Regions from separate parts of the Homo sapiens genome. Here region 2 is linked to region 1. The links are chromatin contacts, found by Hi-C in ENCODE. All regions are on one chromosome and are shown on one strand. Each heading gives the region's core, a stretch centred on a gene start or an enhancer-like site at or near the end of the contact. The rest is flanking DNA. Distances are from core to core; before and after follow the strand shown.

What was found. Hi-C counts contacts between places; a loop is a spot of excess contacts on that map. Pooled maps may share reads with other maps.
Region 2: a map of Caco-2 shows a loop between it and region 1 (4-fold over the local background). The contact joins two enhancer-like sites. A Hi-C loop is called at or near these places in 2 of 168 maps with a recorded cell type or tissue (Caco-2 and endothelial cell of umbilical vein) and 7 of 50 pooled maps.

What each region holds. Positions count from the first base shown.
Region 1 is chr18:7,367,213-7,371,922 of GRCh38, forward strand. No RefSeq gene overlaps it. Among named protein-coding and RNA genes, the nearest start is that of LRRC30, 140 kb to the left of the region's middle. Within about 2 kb of position 3,387, at least 15 of the 41 ENCODE cell types and tissues checked have a DNase peak (open chromatin) inside an H3K27ac peak, as active enhancers do.
Region 2 is chr18:7,751,817-7,756,557 of GRCh38, forward strand. The region is part of intron 1 of PTPRM (protein tyrosine phosphatase receptor type M); the gene reads left to right. Among named protein-coding and RNA genes, the nearest start is that of PTPRM, 190 kb to the left of the region's middle. Within about 2 kb of position 3,080, at least 6 of the 41 ENCODE cell types and tissues checked have a DNase peak (open chromatin) inside an H3K27ac peak, as active enhancers do.

The DNA of each region.
Region 1 (4,710 bases), core at 2,137-4,636:
CCCAGTGGAGACTGAGCCCCAGTTAGCCACGGGTCAGGCAGTTCAGCAACACCTGGCCACCATGTGAATTTCGCCATCCCCCCTTTCTCTCCCGACTTCTTTCTCTTGCTTCCTGGAGTTACCTAACAAATAAACTACCCGTGCACAAGCTCTTGTTTCCTGTGGAGGAAACCAAACTCAGGTCTGCAGGCACTCCCAGGCAATAGCAGTACTGGCAGAAATAACCAAGTCACTAGAACGGGCTCCGAGCGGCTCCCTGAGTGCCTGCCTCCACTCAGACACCTCGTTGTCCTTGCTTGCCCCTCTGCTAGATGGCGGTCGGGTTCTCTGAAAGTAGAAGCTACTTTGGAGTTTGGAGGACAGGATGGGCTTTGCAGATGGGCACCTGTTTTCAAAAGGAGAGGACAAAGCAGGATTGGGTAGAAAAAGTCCAAATGCAACTCAGGCCCTACCAAGCCAGCAGGGGGGGTCTGGAGCACAAATCACCCTCAGTGTTATCCTGGGTGGGGCCAAAATGGCCAAATGGCTGGGCCTTTATACCCTCTCCTTGCTGGGTAACTGACTGCAAGTTGCCCAGGAAGGGTGAGACCCTGGTAAGATGGCTCTCTGCAAGCTCTTTCCTGAGGGGACCTGGGAGGTGCAGCTGTGTCTGGTGCACTGTAAGACAATGCTGTTTGCTGGTGGACACGTCTGTGCCCTGCTCTCCCGCTGAGGGCGGAGACCTGATGTTTTGTCTTCAACAACTGGAACATCCCCTAGCATGAGTGGACAGCCAATAGGGGTCAAATGATTTAATAGCTAGTATTAACTATGGAAAAGCCCGGCCAGGCGCGGTGGCTCACGCCTGTAATCCCAGCACTTTGGGAGGCTGAGGCGGGTAGATCATGAGGTCAGGAGTTCAAGATCAGCCTGGCCAAGATAGTGAAACCATGTCTCTAGTAAAAATACAAAAAATTAGCCGGGCATGATGGTGGGCACCTGTAATCCCAGCTACTCGGGAGGCTGAGGCAGAGAATTGCTTGAACCCAGGAGGCGGAGGTTGCAGTGAGCCGGGATTGCGCCACTGCACTCCAGCCTGGGTGACAGTCTCAAAAAAAAAGAATAATAATAATAATGGAAAAGCTCCCAAAACAAGCTTCATTTTACAGGAAGAAAATATTGGAGCCCAGAGGGATTAAGGAACCCGCCTGAGGTCACACAGCTAGGAAGGGCAATGCAGCATCTAAAGCACTTCTTTGACCCCCAAGTCCTTAATCCTTCCTCTGCTCTTAGAAACCTGAACCAACAGTATTAAACATTTTCTCATTTTGATTCTCTGCTGGATACCTGCAGCCTGCCAGATTTCCAGCCATATTAAAAATAATAATGAAAAAAAATATCCAGACCCATTAATCAGCTCTGTTCCCCAGGGCTTGGAAGGACACAGTTTCAATGCTCTGCACCCAGTCAGGAGGGAGGAGGCTGAGCTGTCACCATGCAACTTTCAAGAACTGTGGTGACTGGAGGGAGCCAATCACCATAGTTCTTGAAAGTTGATCCCAAGCTCTGGTTTTAAAAAAGACTGTTTAGACCAAGTTCACATGCTTATGCCTCTGGGTTGATGAAATGATCAGCCCATACCATTTCTAAGCAACTCTCCCAACTCTGGGGAGTCACATTCAAAGGCAGGAAGGTCCTTTGGAACAAAACTATAGTAGAGCTGGGGACACCCAAGGAACAAAAAGGGTTACATATTTATCTACCTGCAGTGCTCCATTGTGGGTTCCAAGAGGTCTGCTCTTTTTCTTGCCAAGACCAGAGGGATGTGCCATGTTACCTTGACCATTTAGAGATGGAAACCACACTGTGATTAGAGACCTGGTCTATCACAGATTCTATCCAGCCCCAACCCCAAACACTGACAGATCAAGCCACCAGCTGCCATTCCAGGGGAATCAGATGACGAGTTCCTAAGTTTGGCCATCTGCAGGATGTAAGAAGAATAGAAGGAAGCTGGGCTTTGGCAGCCTGTGTTTATAATTAGCAGTGTAATGGTTTTCAGGGTGCTCGCTGAACGGAGCGTGCGTATTCCTGCTGCACCGCTGTATTGTGATCAGGGCGCCTGATTATTACAGATGTGTGTATGGAGCCAAGCACCCATTCCTATGAGGAAAGCTAAATAGGTGCCCTATTTAGGTCATGCCCATCAGGCTCAGTGGAGTTACCATGATGGGCAGGCAGAAAAGCCCGTAAGTCCAAGGCATGCAGGGGCCTGGGCGTGTTTACAGCACTCACATCGTAGGTCCCTTATTATTAATGTTTACTCTGTGCCACTGTTTGGACCCCATTTCCCTGAAATATTTCTAAATCAATGAAAAAAAAAAGTTAGAGCACAGCTGGGTTCTTTGACCTCCCTGGAAAGCAACTCCCAGAAAAGACTTCACCCTCTCCCATTCCAGTGTGCAGGAGCCATTCCAGCGGACAGGACCGTACACGCAGGTGCTGAGGAAGATGCGACTATCAACAAGGCCGCTACCCTCAAAGTGAGGAGGGTCCCCCGCTGCAGCAAGCCATGGCTCCTTATCTGCCTGGCTGATCCTGTGCCCCTTCTCACGTGTGTGGTTTCTCAGATGGATTGTGCAGACAGTGGGGGGGTAGGGGTTCCACCGGAGGAGCACAGTGGCTACTGAGAACACCTTTTCAGGAAGCATCCATCTAGGTGTGGGGACAGAGGGCATGAGGGCCGCAGGCAAACACAGGCTTGCACACAAATGCAGGTTGCCTTCTTCTTTTATCTGCAAGACACAAGGAAATGATCAGGAAGGTCAGAGGGCTCTGGGGGCTCAGGATACTGAGGATGGGCAAGAAACAAAAGGACGATGCTGAAAGGAACTCACTATTTAAGACCCATCCACTTTCCCTCCCCGGCCAGGTGTCTGACTCGCTCCAGACTCACAACCTGAGGACCTGGCCCCAGTCCACACTCTGCCCTGAGCTGCTCTCCTCCCTCTCCTCTTCCCCTGTCACAGCTTCCCCCACCATCCCTTCCTCCCTGGCCTTATTAATGACATGTAAATATCACTCTGATGACTTTGCTGGTATAATCGGTTACCAGCATATTCTGCAAAGGATTCAATTAAAATGGAACCAGAGATCAGAGAGGCCTGGGAAGATGGGGGGCTATTGCCAAATTCTTCTGACTGGGGGAAAGCAGCACTCCCCACCTGTGCCACCCAGAAATGGTGGCCGGCCTGGTGACAGCAGCCAGGGCAGCTTAAGCAGGACACAGCAACCACCCTCAGAAACCCCCCGGGGCTGCTGCTGGTGGGAGAGTGTCCTGAGAAGAGCAGGAAAGTCATCTGCTTTCAGGAGAAGACGTCATTTTTTCCCAGCTGCTGATGGGAGGGGGCGGGGTAGGGACTCATAAAGGCAGGCACAGCCAGATATGGCCAGCGTTTTGAACAAACATCTTATGCCTTGTTTAAATCAGAGACAGTGCAGATAAAGATGTATTTCGTCCAACTCTTTGCTCAGGCTTTAGCCCTAATTCTATCGCAAACAATGTTCATTGTTTAATGTCTTTATATTCAGAAGTTGTTCCCATGCATATCTGCAAGGGAAGAAGCAGAATGCTGATAGCATTTGTGAGCCGTGCTGGCCCGGCAGGTTTCGGGAAGAAGAATGAGATCAACGCTGGAGTGGGAGGGCCCCACTCAGGGACCGGATTCTGTGCAGAGGCCAGACCTCAAATGACATGGACAGCTCCACGCTGCCTGCTCCTAGGTCCCACAGAGCAGAGACGGAGCAGCTAGGACCACAGAGGCCTTTTCCGGAGCCAAGTCCTGGCAAGGAGGCCAGGTGGAGGAAGAGGAAGGGGCGCGGCTTCCTGTCTGTGTATGACTCCTCCAAAGTAGGGCCCTGGCCTGGGCAGGAAAAAGATGGCCTTCTCTGATACGAATGCTATTTAATTGTTGGAAACAATAGATCAGGGTCTTGGTAAAGGCATTATTTGAACTCAAATGTTTTGCCGAGTTATGAAAAAGGTGATTATGTGATCTTGATCTGATTAGGGTGGAACGGAGCTAAATGATGGATGAAGCAATTGCTTTTTTGAAATACCAAAATTACAGCAAGGTTGGGCTTAATCTTTGCAGCTATTCACTGAGATTTCTGAAACAGTTCAGGGTAGAGTGCAAATAGTATATTAAGAAGAAAAGAATAAAATATATTTGCAGTGGAACCTTATTGCTACCTATCCCAGATGGGGTGCACTTAGGAGGCCCTTGGGCAGCTGGCCCGGGTGTGAGAGAGAGAAGCATGGCCCGTGGGTGAAGCGCAGAGTAGAGCAATGGAGGCGAATGTGGAAGACAGAATGTGACGCTGGATGTGGCCCAGGAATCAGGCCTCTCCTTAAGTCTCCAGACGAGGAAACAGAGCTAAAGCATCTTGCTGCAAGGCCGTCGATATATTGATGGCACCACCAGTCGCAGGCCCAGTTCTTCTAACTCCTAGTACAGGGATCACAGAGAATTGGGCCGAGCACCGGGGGCTCCTGGAGGGGGCTCCATTCCCAGGGTGGTGCCAGGTGGGTGAGGCCTAGCTTGGAGAGAGAGAGAGAAAGACAGAAACTGAATTGGTGATGAAATTCAAAAGGTTAGATTGGTGATAAAAGAAGATCAAATGCAAGAATGCAGGGAGGAAGGAAGGAAGGAAGATAGGTGAGGTCAGAGA
Region 2 (4,741 bases), core at 1,830-4,329, 380 kb after region 1:
TGATTCTTCCTCTGTGAAAATTTTCCACATACCTTCCTCTCTAGCTAATAGAAAATGCTTTCTCAATTTTTGTCGTTTCTTTTACAGTTAGTAAATAATGACAAGTGTGTTGAGTGCTACCAATGTGAAGTGCAAGTTTGACGGGACATAGGGAGACCTTATTTGGTTAGGGTGGGCTGGGCTGCCACCCCAACCAAATTAGGTTGCCCATGCAGAGTTGTTGGCTGAATGACTTTTCTGCTGTCTGGCATTTACCAAGCGTAATGACACCTTTTTGATTTTTCTTTTTCCTCCTGTTTCCCCTCCAACTCACACATACAGAATTAATTAAATGTTTTTTGGTTTCAACTCTTTATCTCATCTTGTATGGATTAGCCAAATTTCCTGCCTAAGTTATTAAACCAAGTTGAATTCTGCTATATGTGTGTTTGTGTCTTCGGGATCTGATCATCTTTGAGGTATGATTCTGAATGTCATTTGAGCTTATTCTTTATGACATTCTAGAAAAGTATGTATGCTAGGCCTCGAATATATTCTTTTTTTAAAAAAATTTCTATAATTTCAAAAGGTAGGAAACATGACAGTAATGGTTAGTTTTAGATTTTATTTATTTTTATTTTTTAAGACGGAGTCTCTTGCTCTTGTCGCCCAGGCTGGAGTGCGATGGCGTGATCTCGGCTCACTGCAACCTCTGCTTTCCGGGTTCAAGTGATTCTCCTTCCTCAGCCTCCCGAGTAGCTGGGATTACAGGTGCATGCCACCATGCCTGGCTAATTTTTTTAATTTTTTTATTTTTTGTATTTTTTGTTAGAGATGGGGTTTCACCATGTTGTCCAGGCTGGTCTTGAACTCCTGACCTCAGGTGATCCGCCTACCTCGGCCTCCTAAGTGCTGGGATTACAGGCATGAGTCACCGTGCCTGGCCAATTTTAGATTTTATTAATGTTAGACATAGACTCGTGTGTCATAGAAAACAATACTCAGAGAAAACTACGTACCTAGATGTTTTTTGGCCTTTTAGTTAGGCACTTGGCAATGAATGTGTTTTCTAAGTTTATTAGTTACTTTGATAGATATTCCTGGTCTAAAATCTATTTCTTTTTATTTTTTGTAAGTATTCTTTCTGTCTAACCCCTCTTTAAAATAAAAAGTTATTTAGGAGTTTAATGATTTGGGGGGAGGGGCAGATTCTGGTAATGTGATGAACGAGATGGGGAGGAGCAGTCTTGCAAACCTTTGGTTTAGTAGAGAACCAAAACCAGTTTGGAAGGGGATACAGGTCTCTTTCTAGCCATATGTATTTGACTGAACATGTTTGTTTGGAAAAACTAGTAGTTTTGTAAATCATCCATTGAGAGCCAGCAAGTTATCTCTACATTTGTGAAAGAAAAAAATTGAGGTGGATATGGGTTTCCTTTTTCTATGTGTGTCCGTATTGTTTTGATTGTATAGAGGTAGATATTTTTCTTCATTTTGACTGAAAGTAAAGTCAGAATTATATGTATATCTATACATATATATGTATAGATATATTTATTTTCTACATTTTAAGAGGAAGCAGCGTGTTTTAAGAGTGAAAGAAAATAAGCTTTGAAAGCAGACACATCTTGATTTGAGTGCTAGTTACTATCATTAGCTTGCTTATATAATCTTGAGAAATCTTTTCTTTCTCGAAGCCTTAGTTTGCCCATCAGCTAAATGAGCACAGTACATCCTATATGGTAGGGTTGTTGAGTATGAGTGTTAAGTGAGGTAAGTTAAGTCAACACAACGTAGTAAGAGATCAGTAAGTATCAAATTCCATTCTCACTCACTATATGTAATATAAATAGGTTTAAATCAACAGAGTGAGTTTATCTGTAACTGCAGACTTTCTTTGCCATAACACCTTTAAAAAGTTTTAAATGCTTAAATTTACTGTTCTTTCAACTGCCAGTTTAGTGTTAGTTCATATCATTTTGTTTTGGCCGTATTTGCTAATGTTATTGGTGGAGTCATACCATTTTCTGTTGGCTTCATTTATAATTCTATTTTTTTTTTGGCTGTCTACACATTATTTCATTTTGGGACCTGCTACACTGTTGGATTTTTGGCTTTACTCACCTTTTCCCCCCTTCTCCACTTTTGACCCATCTCCTCCTATTTCATTTTGGCACCAGTAAAGTAATGGTTCATGTGTATGCTGGAAGCCTACCCCATACATCTCTATGGGTGCAGTATTCCTTTTTATTGTGTTTTATTTTTCAAAATGACAAGCTTATATTTCCAGTATGTGAAAATGCTTTAGAACTTCTTGTTGAATATAGATTAGTTGACATTTTAAGTCTTAGCCCATGTTGTATGGTTGTGTTTTGGTTTTCTATTTCTTCTTTACTCTTTTCATCATATACCTTGTAGTTTTTGTCATCAGTGAATGATTTTTGAGAATCCTAATGTGCACAGCATTCTGCTGGATCTTGTACTAAGCAGTTTAAAGAGACCCTGTGCAATTACCCGACATTTCCTGTGTGCTTCTTATAGGCAGAATTTCATAGAATACAAATTATCCTCTTCTAGGTACTTGAATCTAAAACAAATATGGACACACAGAGCAAGAAAATAGCTGAACAGTGAGTATGTGAAGAGTAAACCAACAGACACCAGGATTATTCACCATAGGCCAGCCTTCTAGCTCCCAAGATGTTCCCTCCCTGCCAGTCTTCATTGTCTCTCAGTATTGAGATGTCAGCCTCCTTTCCATATTACCTGGAATAATTGCCAAGCAGTCATGCCACTTGAAAATGAGGTAACAAGTCCTTTGATTGAACTGGCAGTCCCACTCCCTGTCATAGCATCCTTGTATCAGTGTTGTTTATTCATTTCATGGTCTGTTCTCTCAAGAAATAAGCATCAGGAGTGGACAGTGATGTTTGGGGGGATCCCAAGGCACATGGGAGGCAGATCTTACCTCTTTCTGAGGAGGCCACAGAGAGCTGGATAGTCCCTCTGTCTGCTCCCTGGTAGCTGGAATGTGGATCTGTGACTCCATGCAGCCAACTGGAAGCTTAATGCAGGGAATGTGAACTTTGAACTAGTTAGAGATTATTCACTGTGAGGCTTTTGCAAAGGGCACAGGCTGGATGAGTGGCCGTGAGCGTCCGTGTTCCTGAGCAGACTGTGCTGTGGCCCAATCCTGTGCGTGTCTCCTCTTCAGGCTCCTGCCGGAGCATGCTTCTCTAATCTTACCATTTATCACTGACCCTTCGGTGAAACTCTCTTCTGTTTAAATTTACCAGGGTACACTTTGTAATACTTGGGACCAAGAATTTGAAGATAGTAATCAGACAAATCAAACAACTAGTAGTAGTGGAGAGACACGTAGCCCTACAGGAAGGGGTAGAATTATCATTAAAAACACAGACAAACCAGAGACTGCCTGAAAAAAAAAAAAAGATGAACTGGAAAGATTCAAAGTAGGCTCTATTGGAGGTGAGTATGGAAAACAAGCTTAGCTTTTTATTTTGAAGTTTCCTTCCAGGAGTTGGATACTGTGATCTCTTCAATCAGCATGTTTATATAGTGAGGAGGAAGACCAGAAATGAGAAGAGGAATAAGAAAATGGCAGCACAGCCTTTTGGGGTATGGATAAGGGTGGTCTTCCTGCTACAGCAGAGGAGAGGGGCATGTGTGGCCCATGTGGAAGAGCAACTGAGTTGGTGGCTGACTGAATTTGGGTCCGAAGCAAAAATAGGATATGAGGATAGGTATAAGAATTTTATTTTGTGCTATGTGTGTCATTTGGCTTTTAAACTGTCTAGAAATAAAATGAGATGAAAACAATCTGCCCTCATTTCTTGGTTGCTTTTCTTAAATATCATTGGCCCAAAGCATAGCCAAGCCTTTTATTTAGAAAATCCTACCTTCAAAAAGTGATAGGTTACACTAATTATATTTGTGCTGTTCTACAGATTTTCTATTTTGCACTGGTCCTTTACCTGCTGCTCGCTGTGCGGGCAGCTAAGGTGAGAGTTTGAAGACTATGGACTTTTAAGCTGAGAGGCTGCTGTGGTCATACAGTTTTCAACACAAAACTTGTTCTCCCTCTAGTGTTCCACTTGCACAGGGGTAAGTTGCACAACTTTGTTCCATTTTGAATTCTTTGCAAGATTTGTCTTCATTTCCTCTGTTGTATCAGATTCCTATATTTCCTTGTACTGTTTGGCCAAACTCCATTGTTTTCATCTTACTGAGTGGAACAGTAGATACTGTTCCAGCTTTGATATTAATTTCCTCTCTAGTACAGCAATTCCGAGTCTGGAGTACATTAGCATTTCAATTTTGAAGAGAGATTTTGATCTCTGAGCACCCTTGCCTTGTGTCTGTTTTCTTGATGGTTCCTTGTGGTTGCTTTCAGTGTTAGGTTAGGTTTCTCCAGTTAGGTTTCTGATGCAGATTGAAAAGCAAACAAGCAGTTAATTCTGTGCATCCCTCATTCTTCTGTAAACATGCCTAGTGCAGTGTATTGCCTCTCCAAGTGCTCTTGCTTAATTAACATGCTTTAGTTTGTAAAGGATTGATTTGTTTGGCAGAATTATCCATAGTTGATTCTGGGAGCAAATTTTCTCGGATATCAATTTGAGGAAATAAATCTCACTTCTCCATGCCTTTTGTTAATTAATTTGTTTCTGTTACCATCAAATCTTTACTTAATAAGTCTGTAAAGGATCTCCAGTGGTGTTGAGATGTCAGTGCTGTTTGGCTA